Regions from separate parts of the Homo sapiens genome. Here regions 2 and 3 are each linked to region 1. A link is a loop called in an ENCODE intact Hi-C map of the cell type or tissue named here. Cell type or tissue: heart right ventricle. All regions are shown on one strand.

What was found. Peaks named below come from ENCODE experiments on the same cell type or tissue, not always from the same donor. Only the 100,000 strongest peaks of a DNase experiment are listed, where the experiment ranks them.
Region 2: a loop joins it to region 1, with 5 times the contacts of the local background. A loop is called at or near these places in 11 of 110 quality-filtered maps.
Region 3: it touches region 1 in a loop (5-fold over the local background); 106 of 110 quality-filtered maps call a loop at or near these places.

What each region holds. Positions count from the first base shown.
Region 1 is chr2:105,517,935-105,525,934 of GRCh38, forward strand. All of the region lies in intron 1 of LOC105375311 (a long non-coding RNA gene), which reads left to right. Among named protein-coding and RNA genes, the nearest start is that of LINC02946, 89 kb to the right of the region's middle. In heart right ventricle, CTCF peaks have their summits at 1,267 and 3,459 (motif pointing left); a DNase peak (open chromatin) is centred at 87; H3K27ac peaks cover 2,748 bases.
Region 2 is chr2:105,110,641-105,118,640 of GRCh38, forward strand. No RefSeq gene overlaps it. Among named protein-coding and RNA genes, the nearest start is that of MRPS9-AS1, 12 kb to the left of the region's middle. In heart right ventricle, a CTCF peak has its summit at 4,013 (motif pointing right); no DNase peak of the experiment used is centred here.
Region 3 is chr2:105,365,836-105,373,835 of GRCh38, forward strand. FHL2 (four and a half LIM domains 2) reads right to left here. Exons shown (of 7, transcript NM_001318895.3): 4 at 7,724-7,898; 5 at 1,735-1,904. It also overlaps a transcript of C2orf49 not described here. Among named protein-coding and RNA genes, the nearest start is that of FHL2, 29 kb to the right of the region's middle. RefSeq lists enhancers at 3,575-4,076, 4,077-4,576. In heart right ventricle, a CTCF peak has its summit at 4,141 (motif pointing right); DNase peaks (open chromatin) are centred at 4,146, 4,796, 7,286 and 7,836; H3K27ac peaks cover 6,341 bases.

The DNA of each region.
Region 1 (8,000 bases):
CCAGAGGACCAGGAGCATGTGGGACCAGTGCCTGGGGCTCCCAGCCAGGTTTTCAGCCCTTGCCATGCTGCCTTCTATACTGACCCCTTGCCCTTTGCAGAATGCCTGTGGGTTTGAGAACGTCCCAGGGGACTTGCTGTTAGCCGCTTCCAGCTGGTGACATCTAAAGGCTTGGAGGCCATGGCTCCATAGGCAGCATGCCCAGAACACTTACCAACAAGAGTGCACCCAGAGGCTGCAGTTTCGGCTCTAGATGGGGTCCTCTTGTCCTGCCATGCCCATGTGTCCCAAGCAGGCATGTGAGGGAAAAGAGAGTCAGAATCCCTTCTGCACTGATGGGCTCTCAAGAGGTATTATATGTACTTGCATAGAGAGGGCCAGTGGGGATTTAGAATCAGCCAAACAGAACTGGGTTTGAACCCCAGCCCCCTGATGACACATGTGTGACCTGGTGAGGTGGCCTGGCCTCTCTGGACCATAGTCCTCACAGGAAACATGTTTGCACCTGCATTGGACCTGCTTCCCGGGGTGCTGGCCGGCCAGGGGCTCAGCCTAGGTGTTCAGTGATGTCTGTCTCGGTATCATCACTGCCTGACTGCCATGGTCTGCAGGCGGGGTGGGGCAGGGCTAGGAAGGGTCCATGGCTGGGACCAGCTCCAATGTTGATGAGCGTTTCCTTTATAAGAGGTGCTGAGCAAGCACTGTCCTCATCCAATCCTCCCAACAAACTTGGGAGTTTGGTTTGTTAATCCCCAGGTCACAACCAAGGAAGTCACCTCTCACGAAGGCCACTCAGCTGATGGACAGAGTCAGGCCTACATCTGGCCTCCCTGATCTGCTTCCCCAGGAGTCCAAAGACCCAGATGTCCTCCACATTAGCTCATTTCCCACCGCACTGCACTTTGTCATCCACACCAAAGTCAGGTGGAGTTAATTCCCTGCTAAACTCATCCTTGGCTCTGCAAGATGAATGCCGAACCCTTAGCCTAGGCCAGGAGGGGAACCCTTCACACACCGGGGGCCGCAGCTCCAGCTCAGCCCCCAACACCCATCAATGCACACAGGCTATTTGACCCCCTTGACAGCTCCCAGGCAGCCCACACTTGTGTCTGTGCACGTGTGCTGCTGCATCTTCCAGGGACCATGCTTCTCCTCTAACGCCTTGTGTAAGTGTGACCTCTCTGGGGAAGGTCTGCCTCATCCCCTGGGGAGACACACTTGCTCCCTCATCTGGGCCCTCTTGGCATGGTGTTCATTCTCCACTGCATAGCGCTATCATTGATCAGTTTGCATGTATGCTAGGAGCTCCTAACCAGTATTTATTGGACCTCTGCAAGCCTGGGAATCTGTAAGTGCTGAACTCCATGCAGGCAGGGCTGTCTCAGCCACCTGCTGCCTGGGTGGCTCTGGGCAGGCCCTTCAACTCTGTGCTCAGGATCCTCATTTGCACAATCAGCTAAAAGTAGCATTTTGTTCCTAAGGTTTTTATAAAAATTAAATTAGTTAATATAGATGAGGTGCTTAGAATAATGTTTGGCTCACAGTAAGTAAAAGCTAATAAAGATTGACTACTATTATTATACTCAGTAAATATTAAATTAATACATGAAAATAGCACAAATGGAAGCCCAATTTAGCCTTTTGCCCTTCACAGACCGCAGGTTCCCTTTCTTCCGTATCTATAAAAAACTTTCTGGACAAAGTAGTTACTCAACATTTATTAAATACAAAGAATAAATTAGTTTAAATATCACAGAAAAGAAGGATGCTAAACCCCACACCGCCACTTACTGGAAGATATCATGCACTCAAACCATAGGCTATTACTAAACTTCAGTTTGTCTTTAAATAAAAATTCTTGGGGGGACAGAGTCTTGCTCTACTAGAGCTAGAGTACAGTGGCATGATCATAGCTCACTGTAGCCTCAAATTTCTGGGCTGAAGTGACCCTCTGCCTTGACCTCTGAGGAGCTGGCATGCACCATCACACCTGGCTGACTTAAAAATAAATTTTTTTTAAGAGATGGGGTCTTGCTATGTTGCCCAGGCTGACCTCAAGCAATCCTCCAACCTCAGCCTCCCAAAGCACTGGGATTACAGGTATGAGCACCATACCCAGCTTAAAATTTTTTATTTCTAACTGACAATCAAGAACTTGCACTGGAACAACTAGCAGGGAGCGCTGCCCCTTCAAGATATTTCTTACTTGTTTTAGCCAAATTGGTTTCAGTTTGGGTGAGATTAGATTTTCAGTTGTTTTTTAGTAATGTAGACACACATTACTATATGCTTATTTATATCCTCTGACTTTGAGTGTTCTCAAGGGTTCTAGTCACAGAGTCATCTAGTCTTTAGGAAAAAAAGAGACCAGAAGGGCATTAACATATATTTAGTTCTGACCATGTGCCAGGCATGGACCTCTGGGTTCAAATGGCCTCATCTAGGATATGGGATAAGTAAGAACAGAACGGTTAAGTATGTGTGATGAAATTTAAGTATTTCTGGAATCTATAATGCAACAAACCGATATCCCCTATTCTCTTACCCTATCCATTTGTGCACTCATTCTTGCCACAGCTGTGTCAGGTATCTATGCCATAATACAGCTGGGCACCTCAGGGGGACCAGGAGAGCAACATTAACCTCTAAGTTCCAAGCAGTTTATATTTGAGATTAATGCTAAGGCAAGTTCACAAATAGTATAATGGGCAATGTAGGACATATGAACTAAGACATTCCACGGTTCCAAAATGTAGCCATACTTACACTTTTAAAATTTAGGGATAAATTCTGCAATTTGCGTGGAAGTATAAGGTACATGGACATTTGCATCTTCTGTACAGTTATTTGTTGTGAGAACGAGAGAGGTCTATCTTATGATAATTAGCATATTGAATGTTTATTACACTAGTTATTGAAAAAGAATCTCTTAGTATTTTTGCTTTGCTCCTCAAGTTTAGTAGGGAAAAAAGTAAAATGAAAACAAGATAACACACACAATAAGAAGAATACAAATTCATTTCTTATGATTGTTAGTAGTAGACATAAATTTCAAAAAATGCATTTGCAAGCAGTATAGTTGATGTTTCAGAAACTATTGGAATGATAAGCCAATAGGTTTTATAATTGTATATAAAAATTATGAAAACTTGTGTTAGTTTGAAGGCAACCACAGGTATTATTTAAATGCATAATTCCTTTGGCAAAGTAGGTATAATCTAGCTGAATCATACTCTCTAGACCATCTGCTATTCTGTTTCCCCCTAAAAGGCTTAGGGTAAAGTAAGCCTTTCATTGTGCTATGTCCTTATGTGAAAAGGTATTAAACAAATTATATTGACCTGATGGGAACCAACAAGTAAAAGCTGGTTATATAAAATAGGCAGCTATTTTGGAGTCTTTAAAAAAACAAACAAACAAAAAAAAAAAAAACCAAAGGAAAACCAACTCTGCCATCTGGTGTAAAAACAGATTATTACAACTTCTTTCTTCAAACAAAGCATAGTGGCTATTCCAGTTATTCCTTATTTATCATTGATTATCATGATGTGGTGAGAATTTTGAGCGAGTGTTCCCCCTCTCCCTCCTTGGGTAACTAAAGCTTGATGTACATATATTTTAAATTGTTTATGGGAATATTTCTAAAATAATTACTAATTTACTGCCTTATTAAGTGAGAGATAATGAACCCAATTACATCTTTCCTTGATGATGCAGCGTGCTGACTGTATTGGTCCATTCTCTGTTGCTATACCAGAATACCACAGGCTGGGTAGCTTATAAGGAAAAGAAGTTTCTTTAGCTCATGGTTCTGGAGGTTGGAAGGTCCGAGAGCATGGCACCAGCATCTGGCGAGGGCCTTTCTGCTGTCTCATGACATGCGGGAGGCATCCCATGGCAAGACAGGGCAAGCGTGCATGTCAGCACAAGACTCTCTTTCTCTTCCTATAAAGCCACAAGTCCCTTCATGGGGATGCACCCTGATGACCTTATCTACTAATATTTCCCTTTAATGCTAAAAGATACCATCTTCAAATTCCATCAACATATGAATTCGGAGATTAAGTTTCCAACACATAAAATTTAGGGGACACAGCCAAGCGCGGTGACTCACGCCTGTAATCCCAGCATTTTGGGAGTCCGAGGCAGACAGATCACTTGAGGTCAGGAGTTTGAGACCATCCTGGCCAACGTGGTGAAACCCTGTCTCTATTAAAAAAAAAAAATTAGCTGGGCATGGTGCTGGGTGCCTGTAGTCCCAGCTACTCAGGAGGCTGAGGCAGGAGAATTGCTTGAACCCATGAGACAGAGGCTGCAGTGAGCCAAGACTGTGCCACTGCTCTCCAGTCTCCAGAGAACAAGACTCTGCCTCAAAAAAAAAAAAAAAAAAAAAAAAAGAAGAAGAAGAAGACTTACGCCTTCTCTTACGCCTGTAATCCCAGCACTTTGGGAGGCCGAGGCGGGTGGATCACCTGAGGTCAGGAGTTCAAGATCAGCCTGACCAATATGGAGGAACCCCATCTCTACTAAAAATACAAAATTAGCCGGGTGTGGTGACGCATGCCTGTAATCCCAGCTACTCGGGAGGCTGAGGCAGGAGAATTTCGTGAACCTGGGAGGTGGAGGTTACAGTGAGCCGAGATTGCACCATTGCACTCCAGCCTGGGCAACAAGAGCAAAACTCTGTCTCAAAACAAAACAAAACGAAAAACCAAGAAAACATTTAGGGACACATTCAAACAATACCACTCATTATGAGCATTAATTAGCTTACTTTCTCTGTAATAGATAACAGCGATAACCTCAGGGTTAAACAATACTTTCGTCAAGCCTAACTGACCTCATGGATTGTACTTTTTTAGCTTGCAACACACAGTGTTTAAATTTCTGCTCAGTATGGCATTACTGCCTGCTGTGGAAGCTGGCCAGGAATCTGGGTCAAGGTGACCAGAAACCCGGTTGCAGAAACCTGAAGCTACAAGGCAGAGATGGGTTTCACTGCAAACAGGTGGCCTCCAGATGCAGCAGCAGACCGTAAAAGTAGAGCAGAAAGTCAACAGGTCAAATTGGCAGGGAACTCTCATGGGACAAACTCAAGGAAGAGGCCAAAAGAATAAAAACTAAGGGGAGGCCGGGCACAGTGGCTCATGCCTATCATTCCAGCACTTTGGGAGGCCGAGGCGGGTGGATCGTTTGAGATCAGGAGTTCAAGACCAGCCTGGCCAACATGGCAAAACCCCGTCTCTACCAAAAATACAAAAAAATCAGCCAGGCGTGGTGGTGTGCACCTGTAATCCCAGCTACTAGGGAGGCTGAGGCAGGAGACTCAGTTGAGCCTGGGAGGCGGAGGTTGTAGTGAGCCAAGATCGCACCACTGCACTCCAATCTGGGCAGAGAAAATGAGACCCTGTCTAAAAAAAAAAAAAAGAGGAGAGTTGAAGGGAGACAAGAGAACTATGTGATGGTCTAAGCACTGTTGCCCAGACAAGATTCTACATCTTTCTTCACTGTGGCTCCAGCTCACCCCTACTGAGTTCATTCCAAATCTTGGTGCTTCATTCATCACTAGTATCACAGCAGAGCCCAAACTTCAGTAGGAATAATAATCAGCTGGAGGGCAGATCACAGAAGGATCCAAGATGCGCCTGCATGTCTTCATTTTTAAAATAAAACCCACAGATGACCTTGATCCAGGTGGTACGAAGGCCCCAATTTGAGAAACAAAATCAACTCCTAAAATTCTATAATCAAAGTTGTTTGCCACATGCCAGAGTTGAACAAATAACAGATCTGGAACATATAAGTTGTGTGTTGTTTACTTTACTACTGACCTTTCTTTACCTAGAACCCTTTCCCATAAACCTTATTAATATAGAGAGTTTCATTAACATTGTTGAGGACATATTTATTTGAAACATTTTTTAAAATAAAGTAGATGGCCGGATGCGGTGGCTCATGCCTGTAATCCCAGCATTTTGGGACGCTGAGGCAGGTGGATCAAGAGGTCAGGAGTTCAAGATCAGCCTGGCCAATATGGTGAAACCCTGTCTCTACTAAAATGACAAAAATTAGTCAGGCGTGGTGGCACATGCCTGTAGTTCCAGCTACTCGGGAGGCCGAGGCAGGAGAATCGCTGGAACCTGGGAGGCGGAGGTTGCAGTAAGCTGAGATGGCGCCACTGCACTCCGGCCTGGGAGACAGAGCAAGACTCCGTCTCAAAAAAAAAAAATTAAAAAATTTTAAAAAATAAAGTAGATAAACAGTGTAATATTTTTCTCCCAACAAAACAACAATGTGAAATTTTATTACTAAATACTCTGACACTAGGGGTAAATTTGTAATTCCAGAGTACTGGAATCAATTCAAGCATTAAGAGCTTACTGCCTGATAAATATTCAGTTTTGGAATCTTTGCAGTGCCTGCTTATAATTTTCCCTTAGCCTATGAAACATGTTTTTGCTCATTTCACCTATCTAGACTCTAAATTTTATTTTACGAACTTTTCAAATTTCTTTTAAAATTGTTTATTTTATCATTGTATAAAATCTTCAAATGACAATGTAGAGTGATTTTTTCCAAATATTTTTCTTTCTTTTTTGGAGACAGAGTCTCGATCTGTCGCCCAGGCTGGAGTGCAGTGGCACAATCTCCGCTCACTGCAAGCTCCGCCTCCCGGGTTCACGCCATTCTCCTGCCTCAGACTCCCTGAGTAGCTGGGACTACAAGCGCCCGCCACCACGCCCGGCTAATTTTTTGTATTTTTTGCGGAGACGGGGTTTCACCGTGTTAGCCAGGATGGTCTCGATCTCCTGACCTCGTGATCCACCTGCCTCGGCCTCCCAAAGTGCTGGGATTACAGGCGTGAGCCACCACGCCCAGCCCAAATATTTTTCTATACATACTCCATGTAAAGAGAAAGAGAAATCATTAGTTTTTTTCCTCAATAATTATTTGTAAGTAATTAACAGAAGTAGGCCTTAAAGTGAATTTAATTTACTGTTTTTATTTCTTAAAGTGAAATTTTGCTATAATTCCTAAAATTTGTAACTACAGGTAGGGTGATCATGCATTCCAGTTTTTCCAGGATAATCATAGTGATGGCAGTGGCAGCCCATCTGGAGTGGCTGCTGCGGGCAGGCCAGCTGCAGCAGGAGAGGTGTGACTGGGGCTGCATGCTCTGGGGAGTTGGTGGGGGCTGGGAACAGGTGATCCCAGAGGGAGCCCCGCATCCTACCAAGTTGGCTGGTCAGGAGCCCATGCTCCCAGGCAGAACTGCAGCCACCCAGCTGCAGCTCTGGACCTGGGCATCTCTGTGCTCTCAGGAGCCTGGAAAGATCCCTGCCCCTACAGGCTCAGAGGTGCCTGCTCCCACTCCCCAGCCTCTCCCCACTCCTGGTGCCCACTCCAGTGTGGAGCAAAGTTATAGCTGAGCCCAGGGGCTGTCGCAACCCAAGCTGCATGTGTGCGTGCTTAGGGTGGCACTGACATGCCAGCTCTTCCACCACTTTGGCCCCCTCTAAACTTTGGGGGCCAACGAGCTCAGGGAGGTGGGGAGGGCTGAGGGTGGCTTGTCGCAGGCCTGTGGGTACCCCTCAGCACGGACAGCATGGGTACCGCTAACAGCATGTTGATGGTGGTGGGAGGCAGACAGGTTCCTGGGCAAGGAGTGGGACCTCGCCCCACCTTCAAGTCAGGAACAGCCTGAAGCCTGGGGGCCTTATTGCCAGTTCTGGGTGGAGCCCACAACCTGGAGTGAGAACTTCATTGATGCCTTTCGGACAATCCAATGGTGCTTTTTCCATGTCCACCCATGTCTGCACATGGACCAATCAGCATGCACTTCCTCATTACAAGCCCATAAAAAAACCCAGATTCAGTCAGACTCAGACGCTCACTGGGACGACCTGCTTGTGGAAAGGAGCTACCTACTTTGGGTCTCTTGAGAGCTGTTCTGTCACTTAGTAAAGCTCCTCCCTGCCTTGCTCACCGTCCAGTTGTCC
Region 2 (8,000 bases), 410 kb before region 1:
CGCCACTGCTGAGGCTGCCCTGCTTATCGGTAGAAACCTTTGTGGGTTTCTTGGGTTGAGAAAGCAGCAGGAGAATTTGGTGACCTCTAATAAGCCACCCCAAACTCCAATCAGATCTTGAACTTGCAAACTCAGCTCCCCTGACAGAATGGAACCACTCCTGGGTCACTTAGGAGAGCCACAATGTCCTGTTGTCCAGGGAGTGTGCCTCGATGCTTGTGAAGCTGGAAGGATAACAAGACAAGAGGACAAAAGTGGCTCTGAAGGAAGTGTTGGGTATTTCTCATTTCTTTTCTTTCTTTCTTTCTTTCTTTTTTTTGAGACGGTGTCTCACTCACATTGTTGCCCAGACTGGAGCACAGTGGCACAATCTTGGCTCACTGCAACCCCCGCCTCCTGGGTTCAAGCGATTCTCCTGCCTCAGCCTCCTGAGTAGCTGGGATTACAGGCACCCGCCATCACGCCTGGCTAATTTTTGTATTTTTAGTTGAGACTGCATTTCGCCATGTTGGCCAGGCTGGTCTCGAACTCCTGACCTCAAGTGATCCGCCCGCCTCGGCCTCCCAAAGTGCTGGGATTACAGGCATGAGCCATTGTGCCCAGCCTGGTATTTCTCATTTCTAACACACCTAGTATGTGGCTGTGACCCATTTCATTATATTAATAGCTCTCAAGTCTTTTAGAATAATCTTAAGCTATTTGGTTAACTTCTGAGCTCAATAAGCACACAGTAACTCTTAGATCTGAGTCTCCTTCATATTCTATATTTTTAATTTAACCTCAAAATAGATTCCTAGCCTCCCTGTGAAGGTGTTGGGAGCCTCCAGAAGGGAGCATAGCCTGCCCACACCTGCTATTAGCCCAGCGAGGCTGCACCTCAGGTGTCATCAGATCAGACATCGTGCTGGTTTCAGCCACTAAGCCTGTGGTAATCCATCACAGCAGCCATAGAAGCTGCTACAGGTGTTTATAGAGTAAGAGTTGTTACTTTTATCCTAGAGAGAACGGAGACTGGTGGTTTTATGTTTCAGAACAGATAAAAAGAATGATGAGATCAGGCTGGTGTGACAACTCAAGGTGCCTGGGAGATGTTCCAGATACAAACCAAATAATATGTTTCTTTTCCTCTATGTATGACGAAGCCTCTCACTGGCCGAGTCTTGGGCCTTGCCCATGGATGGGTTAACCGGGTGTGGCAGCCTGGAGCCCTGTGCTGGGAGGACTCAGAATCTGAGATTCACTGGATGGGAAAGAGCCCTGCGGGCCTGGAGGTAACCTCGGCGGGGCAGGGGCTGTGAGAGCGTCTCCCAGGGCCCTCCTGGGCAGTCCAAGCACGCACAGGTGGTGAAGCATGATGCAAGCTGGCAAAAGCATGGGAGTGGGGTTGCCCTCAGTCACGGGCCCCCCACATCAGGGCGCACATGCCCCTAATAAGCATCTGTTTCTTTCATTCATCTAGCAAACGCTTATTGATCACTGCCCCCACGCAGCCCTGTGCTAGGCACTGAGGATGTCCCTGGAGCAGATCAAAAGCCCAGCCCTCATGTTCTTCAAGTTCCAGCTGGGGAAATAAACCTTAAACTGAGCCAAGTACCTGATGTTCTCCCTTGTAGGAAGCACCAGGAAGGAGGGAAGGAGGAATGTGGAGGGGTGCTAGTCCAGGGACCCCACTTTGAGAACCACTTCTCTAGTTTATTAAGAGTTCTCAAGATAGAAGAGGTTGCAACTTAAATAGAGTGATCGCGGGGCCTCGACACCGCAGTGGTGTTTGAGCAGAGGTGTGAAGGCAGCGAGAGGGCAAGCAACGTGCACATATGGGATCCAAGGGCTCTCGGCAGGGAGCTCGGCTAATGCAAAGACCCTGTGGTGGGATGAGGAAGAGGCAAATGCATCTCAAGCAGAGAGAACAGGGGAGTAGTAGGAGATGAGGTCAGAGAGGCCAAAGGGCAGCCTATAAGGCCCTGACGTTATTTAAGGCAGCAGTGTTTCCTGGGGTGAGAGGGAAGCCATGGGAGCCTTCTGAGCGGAGCTGACTGCAGGGGGTGGGAATGGAAGCAGGGAGCCCAGGGCGGTGGCTGCTGCGAGTCAGGTGACAGATGGCAGTGGCTTGGCCCTCGGTGCTAGCAGTGGAGCTGGAGGAAAGGAGCCCGACTCTGGATTTATTGTATTGTGATCAGTTGAATCGCAGTAGCCTAATCTGTGTAGAGATAAGATTGTGAAAATTAGTAGTGGGAGGGTGAAAGATACATGTATAAGAAAGGGGTGATCTCATTGATGTTCTGCATCAGTGGTTCTGGAAGTTATGTGTGCATCACAATCACCTGGAGGGCCCAAGACGTGTGGCTGGTCCCACCCCCAGGTCATTCAGGACACCCGAGAGAAGGCCTCAGAATCTGCATTTCTCACTACTTCACAGTTGATGCTGATCCTGCTGGTCCAGGGACCCCACTTTGAGAACCACTTCTCTAGTTTATTAAATGTTCTCAGGACAGGAACAGCATCAACTCAATGTCTCAAGTGGCGGGGAATTTAGGGATCATTTAATCCCACTGTTGTAAGCCATATGCTTCCCCAGGCAGGCAACAAATGCAGGGAGCATTGTAAGACCCTGGGCACCTTGGAAGCCAGAAGGTCTGCGGGGGGGATTTGGGGTCCACTGGTGTGCAATCTCTGACGCCCGCCCCTCATTGGCTTTAACAGATCAGGAGGCCCAGGCCCAAGGAGACTGTGGTTACCCTAACTGCTATGAAAATACGTAGAGTGAGGACTAAAAATAAAACCCTAAGCCCCCAGCAAGCTGAGTGGACTCCCTCTTGGCCAAGGGGGCCCCAGAGAAACCTTAAAGAAAATTCTGGGCCATAACGGGATGGGAGGTCTGTCTCATTATATAATACCTTCTCCCTTTTGCAGTTTAGACAAAACTGCCCGGCATTAATGTTATAATAGAGACCATAAGACTGACAGAACAAACTCATTATGGTACCAAATTATAAACAAGACCTAAGGCCATGGCAGGGAAGGGTTAAGTCATGCACCCAACATTTAAAGAATAAACTAGGTTCTAACTGCCAGAGGTTGTTCTCTCTAGCAGCTAAACCAGCATTGGCCTTGACATAAGCAATGTTGAACTAGTTGCAGCTCATCCACCACCAGACACTGACTAACTCACCCCCTTTCCACCAGCCATAACTACAGCTTTGATTGGACAAGAGACTGATTTCTGTAACTTTCTCCTGATAAGAGATCACAGGCCATGGACTGGTTCTGGCTGGTTTACAGAGGCCGACCACTTGGGTGTGTTGACGCCCTGCTTCACCTTTTGACATATAGGGCCTAATTATAATGCATTTAAATGTTACGTCTCCACCCCAAGGAGACCCTGGGATGTATATAACATGCATGTTTGCTTATCACACATGTGCAAGACCCCCTTTCATGAATATTCATGGCTCCTCCCATATCCTGTTGAATATGTATACCAGTTAAGCTGAAATTCCTGTCTTCTCCTTCCCTCCCTCCAAGTGCCTGCCTTTATGGCTTTGGCTGGAGGCTACACCTCCCAGCATATCGGAATGCCCACCTTATAGTCTGTAACCCTTTATAAGAAATAAAACTCTCCTGTCCAAAGTTATAGATTTCCTGATTTTTCCATTTACAATAGCAACTAAAAAGTTCAACCTGTTAATTTTATCAAATACTGACCAGCCCTGATTCCTGAATTGTGTTAACATAGTGATTCATTTGAAGTGAAAAAAGGCAAATTGTAACTAGTTCTCATATAAAGCAGTATGCATGTTATGTGCCTGTATTTGCCTAAAAATATATGTCTGTGTGGATAAGTCTAGATAACGAGATTATGGATAATGTTTACTTTCTTCATTTATATATGCTTGGAATTTTTTAAAGCTTGTTCATAATTCTTAAATGGCTTGGATTTCTTAAAACCTATGCATAAGTTTTAAGAGGGGAAAATACAGTGATTTTTGGTTGAAAATAAGAGCATCTTGATCTCTGTTAGTACCCTAGTTTAGCCACAAGATGGAGTAGTTTACAACCGAATAAGCAACTAGGCGCACAGAGACCAGGAGGAAGAGGATGCAATTCCTGCCCCACTCCTGGATTTAATCTAGTGATTCATGCGCATTTTAATGCCTCTTGAAAACATCAGGCATATTAATTATCCTTTCTAATCCATCTTTTGCAGATGAATCTCTAAATTCTGATTTTTTCTTATGCTTACATTGAGCCTATAATTATCTCGCCTATTGCATTGATTCCTTTCAATGAAAGAGGTAAATTATTAGAGAAGACTAGAAGCCAGAGCTAGGGTACTAGAAAAAAGCAGCAGCAGCTTTTTTCTTTCTTTCTTTCTTTCTTTGAGATGGGGTCTCATTCTGTCACTCAGACTGGAGTTCAGTGCTGCCATCACAGCTCACTGTAACCTCGGCTGCTGCTCCCAAGCGATCCTCCAACCTCAGCCTCCCAAGTAGCTGGGACCACAGACATGCACCACTACTTTCAGCTAATTTGTATTTTTTGTAGAGATGGGGTTTCGCCATGTTGCCCAGGCTGGTCTCGAACTCCTGAGCTCCAGTGATCCACCTGCCTTGGCCTCCCAAAGCGCTGGAATTACAGGCATGAGCTACTGCTCCCAGCCAACAGCAGCTTCTTCTAATGAAGGGAAATTCTTGCAGATGGGAGGCTGGGATCCACTTCTTCCACCCCATGTTGCTCTGTCCCTAGCATAGAATGGCTACCATTTGACTTTGAGTTGCCATTTCAAAATGCCTATTTGTATCAATGTTTTGAACCATTCATAAACTCTCTAAATGTTAGTGTACCCAAAAAAGATAAAAATAGAGATAATTTAACTCAAAATAGAAGAAAAATATTAAGAGGCTGAGGCTTAGGACTGCAGTCTATCCTAAGACTTGGGCGCGAGGAAGGTAGGGGTTCTATGACAAGCTGCTAGTGGGCTCCTCCAGGGACATGCCCCAGTAGAATGAAAGCTACGTACCCGTGTGCTGGATACAGGACTGGCAAGGACGGCTGTCTCTGCCCTGCCTGCCATTCGCAACCCATCCCGGCATGGCTCCTGGGCTGGGAATGTTGTTGAAGGTTTAGCGAGCATCTTTTCTATTAGAAGCATCCAAGCACACTTTGGACTGCGGGAAGGAGACACCCATTACCATCGACACTCAATCTCAACATCAGAGGTGAGGAGCTTTGAATGGAATGGCCACACCACATAAAATCCATTCTATTAGGCCTCGATACTATCAGGTAGAGAGGAAAAAATCCAGTGATGTTCTGTTTTAAATAGGGTAATAGCTAATAAGATATAAGGCTACTTTTTCTTCTTGTTGTTTTAATGAGAACTGTAGCATTAGGATTCAAAACAAGCTTTCCAAATAGAAAAAGAAAAAAAAAATGTCAGCCATAATCTTACCATTATCTCCAGCCAACAGCTAGTATCAGTTTAGGGATTCTCTTGTAATGTACTTTCATGGGAAAGCATACTTCACATAGTTGCAATTAGAGTATACATACAATTTTAGGACGGATTTTCCATTTACTATCATAACCATGTTTCTGTGTAGCTATAAGCTTCGTAATTATAACTTTAATGACCTCATAATATTCCATCCATTGAGCATATGTTCCATAATTTACTTAACTCGTTTCCATGCCATTAGCCACATGTGCTTTTTAAAAATAATATTGTAAATAATGTGCCGGGAGCATAATTGTACGGATGCTTTTTCTTTCATTTACCCTTTGGGTAAATTTCCAAAACTAACTTTATATCCATTGCCAAATAACTTCCCAAAAGGACTTTGCCATTTCCGATGTGTGTGTCCCAGCCTCGCTGTGTCAAGATCAGCTTTGAGAGATTGCATTTTCCAAAGGCTGTGGCTTCCCCATGGCCCTGTGCAGTGCCTGCCCAGCCACTCTCCTCTCTGGTCTGAGGCAGCCCTCCTCTACTGAAGGGGAATGCTCGTAAACTTGAGCTCCTCCTCTTGTCCTCTGACCTCCCAGGCCTGGTCCCCCTGACCACCTTTCTGCACTGGTTTTTGTCTCTCTAACTGTGAATGAGCTCAAGATCTTCCATTGGCCTCCCGCAGGCCAGGCCTTAGGAACTACTGCCTGTTCCCCTAGTCCCCGGATGCACACTTCTCCTGACGTCTATACTCCATGTACACCCACACTCTCCTTTATGCCTCAGTCCGGGGCAAGATGGCCCCTGCTCCTACCCTTTCCAAAGAATGTCCCTTTGTAAGGTCACCAGCAATGTTGCCTGCAGAAGTCAGTGGGCACTGTTTTGGTCCCATTTAATTTGATCTCTTTGAGGCATTTGATACCATCCTTCCAGAAATATTTCCCCCACCTTGGCTTCCATATCCTTCTACCCTTCTGATGCTTCCCACCAAATGCCTGCTGTCCCCTCTTTGTTGAACCAGTCCCTAACCATTGGTTTTCCCCCAGAAGGGAGCACAGTGCAGGTTAATGCACGTGTGGCAATGCAGTGGGGCCTCACCCACTCTCTGCTGTCATGTCAGTTCTGAAATTTATAAGCCCTAGTGTGTTCTCACTGCCCCAGCTTTTCAACTCCCCATTCCTGGGTTTCAATTTCCACCTCTTCTTTTCAGTTCCACACACATGATCCATGGACAAGCTCATCTACTTCCAAGATTCCAACTCTCCCCTATGCTAATGACTTCTCAATCTGTGTCTCCAACAAGATCTTTCTGTTGAATTTGATTCATACCATATGAGTTGGGCACCTGTATCCAAATGTCCTGTGGAATCTCAGATTCAGCAGGTACTGGATAGAATCATTCTTTTCCCCTTCCACTACACCTGCCAATTTACCCATGTTCTCTTAGTCAATGGCACCACTCTCCACCTAGGTGATCAAGTTCAAAAGCTGTCTGTCATCCTAGACCCCTCCCCTTCCTCATACCCACAGTCACTCCGGGGAGCTTGTCCATCTCGCTCCCTAAGAATCTCAAGTCTCTGGCCACATGCCTATTCTTTATTGCTTCCTGAGCTCAGTTCACAGCTCTTGTCAGCTCCTGCCTGTATTATTCCCATGGCCCAGCAACAGCCTCCATGCATTATCTCACCCCTCCCAGTCTGCCAGGAGAGGCCATGTGGTACAGTGTGAGTGCCGAGGCTCTGCAAGCTGACTGTCCAGATGCAGTTCCTGGCTCCGTCTTCTGCTGTCTGCAAACCTGGGTAGGTTCCACTGGCTCCTAAGTAAGATGGAGATAATAACAACATCAACCTCAAAAAAGTAGGTGTGAGGATGCGGCGGTTGTGAGGATTAAATGAGTTGATGCACGTCAAGTACTTTGCGCAGCACCTAGCACACATTCAGTATTAGTTGTATTATCATCATCATCATCATCTTCTGCACCAGCAGGGAGCTCTTTCTAAAGGGTTTTTCCAACCACTATCCTGCTCAAAACCCATCCATTTGAACAGATATTTGTACCCGTGTTCTTAGCAGCATTATTCACAACAGCCAAAAGTGAAAACAACCCAATGAGCATCGAGGGATGAGTGGATAAGCAAGACGTGGTGTATCACACAATGGAATGTCATCCAGCCTTTAAAGGGAAGGAGATCTGACACATGCTGCGGCGTGGACAGACCTGGAGGATGCTGTGCTGCGGGAGACAGGCCAGTCACAGAAAGACAAATACTGTGTGATCCTACTCACAGGAAATACCTAGAGTGGACAGTCCATAGAGACAGAAAGTAGAATTGTGATTGCCAGAGGCTGGGGAGAGGGGAGTAGGGAGTTATTGTAGAATGGTTACGTTTAGTTGAATTACAATGGTTGAATTTAGTTGAGGAAGATGGAAAACTTCTGGAGATGGATGGTGGTGATGGTAGTGTGACAATGTGAATGTACTTAATGCCACTGAACTTGTGCTTAAAATGGATAAAAGGGTAAATTTTATGTTATATACATATATATATTTGTGTTATGT
Region 3 (8,000 bases), 150 kb before region 1:
CTGTCTCAAAAAAAGAAAAAAACAGAAGCATAAAAGGAGAGGAAATAAAGAGAAATAAAATTTAAAATAACAGTAAAGAACAAATGGGGCCAGGCATGGTGGCTCACGCCTGTAATCCCAGCACTTTGGGAGGTGGAGGCAGGTCGATCACCTGAGGTCAGGAGTTCCGAGATCAGCCTGGCCAACATGTTGAAACCCCGTCTGTACTAAAAATACAAAAAAAACCGGCTGGGCATGGTGACGCACGCCTGTAATCTCAGCTACTTGGGAGGCTGAGGCAGGAGAAATTGCTCGAACCCAAGAGGCGGAGGTTGCAGTGAGCCAAGATCGAGCCACTGCACTCCAGCCTGGGCGACAGTGTGAGATTCTGTCTCAAAAAAAGAAAAAAAAAAAGGAAATGAGAGAAAGACTGAATGGAAATTGGTAAGAATACTCAGCACTTAGAAAAGGTGTGGGCAAGGTGGGGATATTCTTGCCCAGGCCAGCCAGGTACAGGTAGCAGCATTGGGGATGTTTCTCCATGGCCCAGACGCAAGGGTAGAGGCCCCAAGGGCAAAACAGCAGAAGCTGGGTGAGCAGAGTCAATAACAGGAGGAGAGCGAACAGAACCTGTGATGAGTTCCACAGCTGGCGCTGCCCAGGGCGAGTGAGCAGTGGGAGGGTGCCACTCAACAGGCTGATGCAAATCCTAACAGGACAGAGACGCTGGAAGCTATAGCATAATAAGAATTGCGTGTGTCTAAGAGTCAGAGGGCACAGCAGAAAACTAAGCTACACCCTGAAGGGTGCAGGTCGGGGGGCAACTGGGCAGAGAGATGGCTTCCTACAGATATGCAGTTCCCTTTCTTTCTTTAACCCTAACAGAGCCATGACTGGAATAGCACATTATCGAGTAGATAAGTTTATTTATTTATTTTTTTAATTTTTTGAGATGGAGTCTCGCTCAGTCGCCCAGGCTGGAGTGCAGTGGTGGGATCTTGGCTCACTGCAACCTCCACCTCCCGGGTTCAAGTGATTCTCCTGCCTCAGTCTCCTGAGTAGCTGGGACTACAGGCGTGTGCCACCACACCCAGCTAAGTTGTGTATTTTTAGTAGAGATGGAGTTTCATCATGTTGCCCAGGCTGGTCTTGAACTCCTGACCTAAGGTAATCCACCAGCCTTGGCCTCCCACAGGTGATCCACCAGCCTTGGCCTCCCACAGTGCTGGGATTACAGGCATGAGCCTCCATGCCCGGCCAGAGTAGATACATTTAATAAATGATCTGTCCCATATCCATGGAGGCAGACTTTTCTCCTTTACTTTTCTTCTCACATCCGTCTCTCTCTCCTCCCTTCCTCTCCTCCCTCTTCCTTCCATCTTTCTCTCCCTCTCAAGTTTGCAGTTGTTTTCTTGTTTTATTCATGGAGAGAAGCTGAACAAGACAGCTTTGGGATGGTGGCTCCCCTTCCCTCTAACCTCAGGTTATCAACATAAGAACATATTTAGAAATGGTCTAGAAGAAGGCAGGGTTAAACGATTTGATCACAGAGCTCAACAATGTTGATGTCTTTGAAAGAAGGATGGACACCCAGACCCGATGGATAAATGCTCAGAATGTAAGGCAGGACAGGCACAGCTCCCACGCCACTTAAGTATCACAGGTATCCTTGGTTTTGGAAAGAGAACTGACAGACATGGACCATGGAGGCAAACCAGCCAGAACGTGCAAGGGCCAAGGGGGCATCTGAGATACCTTTTTGCACTGAACGCACTGCATGGCATGTTGTTTCTCATAGCAGGGCACACAGAAATTCTGATTGTCTTTGGGGATGAAACTCTTGGTTCCAATTGGCTGCTGGCAGCGGTGGCAGATGAAGCAGGTCTCATGCCAGCTGCTGCCCTTGTACTCCATCTTGCGGGTACCTGTCATCAGGGTCAAGAGGAACACAGCAGAGTTATGGTTAGAGGGGTGTGGAGTCCCAGCAATCTGCCTTCAGAGCTTGCTGCCCTCTAGTTTTATGACCAGAGCAAGCCACTTCAGCTCTTGAAGGCTCGCCTCTACATGGAGGTAATTCCTATTTTGTGCAGGGCGTGGACTTTGTCTTTTGGTTCACTACTGTACACCCAGCTCCTAGAACAACACGTGTACATTTTAGGCACTTAACATTTATTTATTGAATACCGTGGTTAGGAATGTTAAATCTAAAAAAAGTTAAGTCTCTCTCAGCAATGCAAAGTATAAAGAGAAGTGTGGCATAGCTCCGATGAATTCCCATGGAGCATGACTTTTGGAGTCTAGGGACTGTATTCACCTATTGCACACCTGATAATGAACACCCCGTCTGGTTCACAGCAGGATGGAAATGGCTAGAGTGTGAATGAACCTGGAACCTCGAACCTGATTCAGTGAGCAGCCTCTACAACACTCACTTTACATACTGCCTGTTGAACCAAGTTGTGATGTATCTAGGTAGTTTTATGCACTGTACTAAGTGCTATAATTAAAACCTACATGTAGTTTTTTTTTGTTTTCGAGACAGGGTCTCACTCTGTCACCCAGGCTGGAGTGCAGTGGTGCGATCCTGGCTCACTGCAGCCTTGAACATCTGGGCTCCAGGGAAACTCCTGCCTCAACCTGAGTAGCTGGAACTACAGGTGCACACCACCATGCCTGGCTGAAATCTTCATGTGTTACTTGTACATCCCATTTAGTAATTGCCTAAACCTACGCCATCCATTGTCTTTTGAATAACTATTAGCATTTGATACATTTCTACCATTTCTCCAAGTGAACTGAGGAGCTCTAGAGAACTGAAACACTTATGGGTCACCCCTGCCACCACCAAGCTGGACTCACTGCAAGTGCTCGGTGTCTGTTGACTGACATTTTTTCATTTTTGTTTGCCAGAAAGAAGTGTATCTATTTATAGTAACGGATGATTCCAGATAGGCGTATAAACAAGTACCCTTCATATAAAGCAAAGGTAAAGAACAATCTGGGGAAATAAGTATCAGGGACAAAGAAAGAGGAAAGTGTTGTAAGTGCCCGGACTAGCTGAGGGGCCTGGCCACTGTGTAAGACCAAATCCAGACTGCTGCCTGCTTTTCAAATGAAGTTTTATTGGAACACAGCCACGCCCATTAATTTACTTCCATTGTTTACATCCGCTTTTAAGCTAGACGGCCGAGTAGTGTGCAGCTGTGTGCAGTTGTGCAGTTGTTGTGTAGTTGTAATAGTTGAGTAGTTGTGACAGAGACTGTATGGTCCACAAAGCCCCAAATATTTATCTGATTTTTGAAGGAAAAATGTTGCCAATCCCTGGGGACTGTGGCATGAGGGTCACATACATGTGACTTCAACTGGGGGTCAGGGAATGATGGGGAATCAAGCCGACAGAGGGACTGCCCCGCTCCAGACCAGGTGGAAGCAGCTGCAGTAACACAGGTGGCTTATAGGAGTCTATAGACTAGTCCATAGCTCTCAGCCCCAAAATCTTATGGTCCCAAGGACAAAGCTAGGGGTTGTATTTTAGCTGGCTAGAAAGTTGGTCATGAAATGTCTGTCCTCCAGTAATTAGGAATGTGCTGAGAATTATCACGATTGTTATTTAGGATCATTTTCTCAGCTTCCTGTACTTCCAAGACCAGACATTTGAGATTATATAAAATAAGCAGGGTGTGTGTTGGGGGGCAATGTGTGAGAGGGAATTTGGGATGGTGACACGCAGCGATCTTTTAATTCAAAACTAAGCTGTACAATCTATGGAATTCAATTGTGGGGTGATGAATCCTAAAACAAACATTACATGAAGCAATTGAAATTCAAGTAAAAATAGTGGAAGGACTTTGAATTCACAAAGATTTTCTTCAACCTCCATGCATACTTTTGTCACTTGCTCTTTGGATCTCTGACATTCATTCTGATCAAGCAGCCCAGAAGCCAAAGGATTTTGCCAATGAATATGGGGCAATTATGACTCTCATGGCATTCTTGTCGAGTTCTGAAATAAGTCTGATCAGATCAACACCAGTTCGAGGGCAACTCTACGTGCAGGGAATGCACAGGGCACCTGGAGCCTCAGGGACATGGCGCGTGCACCTCAGGCATGGCGACAGCAGTGGCCGCAAGCCTGCATGGTCATATGCAGCAATACCGGCAGGTGGCAGGAGCGTTCCTTCTCCTAACTGAATCGCACACTCTGAACCAAGTCTCCCGCAGGCGGAAGCGCAGTCTTGAAGAAGGGATGTCTTAATCTGATTCAAATAGTCAAATGAGGCTGGCTGCGGTGCCTCAGCCTTGTAATCCCAGCACTTTGGGAGGCTAAGGCGGGAGATCTCTTGAGCCCAGGAGTTGGCGACCAGCCTGGGCAACATAGAGAGTCCCTGTCTCTACCCCCCCAAAAAAAAAATTAGGCGGGTGTGGTGGTGTGTGCCTGAGGTCCTAGACACGTAGGAGGCTGAGGTGGGAGGATCATTTGAGCCCGAGAGGTCAAGGCTGCAGTGAGCAGTGATCGTACCACTACTCTCCCGCCTGAGCGAAAGAGCGAGATCCTGGCTCAAAAAAAAAAAAAGTCAAATGAGGAGCCAGAAATTTGGTTGCAGGGTTGGAGACAGAATCGCTACTTGAGTCTGCTCAGAGGCTGTGGTGCATCTGTAAGCAACGTCTGCTAATAGGGGCGCGAGAGCCGGTAAACCCCAGCACTGGGGTTACTGATGGTATTCCAGTTTCCTGATTGGTCATCAGGAAACTGACTTGTGTGGGGGGTGTGGAGCTGGTGGGTGAGTTTTTCACTTGTCCTCTAAATGTAAATTCACCGCAAAAGCTGTGCACTGACGCTGTAAACCCATATTCATCTTGAATGGGTTCTAACACTTTTAAAAATCAAACCCAGGCAAGCAAGTGCTTTGATTCAGTGTTTTGTCGGTGCTGGTTTGTTTTGCATACACCGGGATTCTTCTAGACGCCCTGCCTTTGGTGCCCAGTCCGTTTCTTCTGGCAGAGGCACCTGTAAAATGGGGATGAAGCCATCCAACCCAGGGAACACCGAAGATTCAATGGGATTCTGTAAAGCAGCAGGGTCTGACGCCTGTGTGTGTGCTCAGGGGCTGGAAGCTGTAGCTGTGTTGTTATTATTACTACACAGCATTTCTTACCACAGAGCCTGAATTCTTGCTTCCCCCATTCCTTAGTAGAAGAGGCTGCCGGCCAGTTAATTCTCAGATATTCAGTATGGGTTACCTCTCACTGAACATTAGGTTTTTACTTCTTATCTGATCATGTTTTTCTTTTCTTTCCCTCCCCAGTAAACACCATGAGAAAGGGAAGGTGTGATGGTTAATTTTATGTGTCAGCGTGGCTGGGCTCTGGTACCCAGTTGTTTGGTCAAAAAACAGGTTTACTTGTTGCCGTGAAGGTGTTTTTTAGATGTGACTAACATCTAAGTCAGCAAGCTTCGAGTGCAGCACGTTACCCACGTATCAGGGCCGGGCTTCATCTAATCGGTAGTGGGCCTTAGGGGCAAAGACTAAGGTTTCCCTAAGGGCAACTAATTCTTCTCAAGACTGCAATAGACACACCCTGCCTGAGTTTCCAGCCTGCCGCCCTACGGAATTCAAATGCTCCCATTTGGAACTGCAGTATCATCTCTTCCCTGAGCCTCCAGCCTGCTGCCCTGTTCTATAGATTCCAGACTTACCGCCTCCACAATCTCATGAGCCAATCCCTTGAAATCTCTCTCTCTCTCTCTCTCTCTCTCTCTCCTTATGTATGTATCTATGTGTATACATTTCCTTGATTGATTCTGTTTCTCTGGAGAACGTGACTAACACAGAAAGTCAAGACAGGTGAAAAATTCAAAATCCGGGAAATATGCATACTTTTTATGTCATGGTTGGTGCTAACAGTTAAAGTCTTTAAACAGCCCCTAGAGTCCCCAGTGGAAGCTTCCTTGGGCCCTTGTTCAGGAAACTAGTAAGGGTTTAATTTGTTTTTCAATTAATGTCGTGGTTCTTATTGTTACTGAGTGTTGTGTCTCTGCAGTGACTCCCTGTGGGGCAGGACACAGGTCAGCCTGGCTTTCTACGGGCTTCAATTCTCATTTGCACTGTCGCACAGCACTGGGGCCCGAGTTTCCAGCCTCTGCAGGATCCACATGATCTTAGAAGAGGCCTTCTTGCCTGGAGCTGCCCCATCTAAAGTCACCATGCAGCCCTTCCAGCTGTTTTCCCTTACAGCTGCCAACAGGGCTGGGACTGTGTCAGCCTGGGCATTTTTCTTCCCTGTCATAGTGTGTCACAGTTGTTTTAAAGTTATATTAACCAGAGAAATGTAGTGGCAGTAAGAAACCATCTTACCAAAGGTCAGATTACCTCCTTGCCTTTTTAAAAAATGATTATTCCTTATCCTACATAACTTTCTTTTTTTTTTGAGACGGAGTCTCACTCTGTCACCCAGGCTGGAGTGCAGTGGCGTGATCTCAGCTCACTGCAAGCTCCATCTCCTGGGTTCAGGCCATTCTCCTGCCTCAGCCTCCCGAGTAGCTGGGACTACAGACGCCCGCCACTATGCCCGGCTAATTTTTTGTATTTTTAGTAGAGACAGCGTTTTACCATGTTAGCCTGGCTGGTCTCAAACTCCTGACCTCGTGATCCGCCCTCCTTAGCCTTGCAAAGTGCTGGGATTACAGGGGTGAGCCACCACACCTGGCATCCTACATATATTTCTAAACTATTTCCCATATGTCAGTCTCTTCAGTATTTCTTTATTATCAAAAACAAAGCAAACCAACATGATGAAACCCCATCTCTACTAAAAATACAAAAATTAGCCAGGTGTGGTGGTGCACGCCTGTAGTCTCAGCTACTTAGGAGGCTAAGGCAGAAGAATCTCTTGAACCTGGGAGGCAGAGGTTGCAGTGAGTCAAGATTGCACCACTGAACCACATTGGCCAGGCCGATTTCAAACTCCTGACCTCAAGTGATCCACCCACCTCAGCCTCCCAAAGTACTGGAATTACAGGTATAAGCCACCGCACCCAGCTTCTTTCTGTATTTTGAAATTCCACATATTTTTGTCCACTTTGCTTTTTAAAATAAAAGATTCTGCTCTCCTACATAAAAAACAAAACAAAACAAATAACTCCCCCCACATACACACACAAAAAAACCATGAGGGACACAGTCCCATCAACACACAAGGCACCTTTATTGCCATCCTCGGCACCTGGCCCAGTTGCGGCTGTGCCCTTTTTGACTGTCCGTCTAGAACACCAACTCTACAAGGGCAGAGGACCAGGTGCACCTCGGCTCACACCCTACGAATGCTCAGCTCGAGCCCAGTGCCTGGCACGCAAGGGCACCATGCACACTTGGTGAAATAACTGAATGAGTACAAATTCAGCAGGTAGAAGGGAAGAAAAGAGAAACTATCTATGGTGGTGGGAGAGTGGGGGCTGATGCAGGAGATGTATTTTTAAGGGGGATACCCACCATTTTCTTACTCTAACAATTTGACTGCATAACACTGCCCCACGTGCACAGCAAAAAGATCCCGTTACTGCCCATGATAGAACCTGTATGTCCCTGCTTCGTAAGTACTCTAAATACTCCTCTGCAGTTCAAGGTCAAACTGGAAAGTCAACACGAGTGTCTGGAACCAAGTCAATGTGAACAGGGGGTCAGAGGAACGTGCACAAGGCTTGAAGCTAGACTGGCTCACGCATGAGAAAGGAGTGCCTCCTGACCTGGCATGATGGTCTTCTTGCATTCCTGGCACTTGGATGAGTACTCGTTGGAATAGCAGTCTGTACAGAGCAGCTGGTCCTCCTTGGCAGCAAAGGGCTTGTCCACCAGTGAGTTTCTGCACTGCGAGCAGTGGAAACAGGCTTCATGCCAGTGCCGGTCCTTGTAAGACAAGTCCTGTGGGGCCAGACCACACAAGACAGTCAGAGGCAGGACAGGAGGGCTTGGACCCACAGCATAGGGGCCCCTTGCGAATCTGCAGGGCAAACAAGGAAAGAA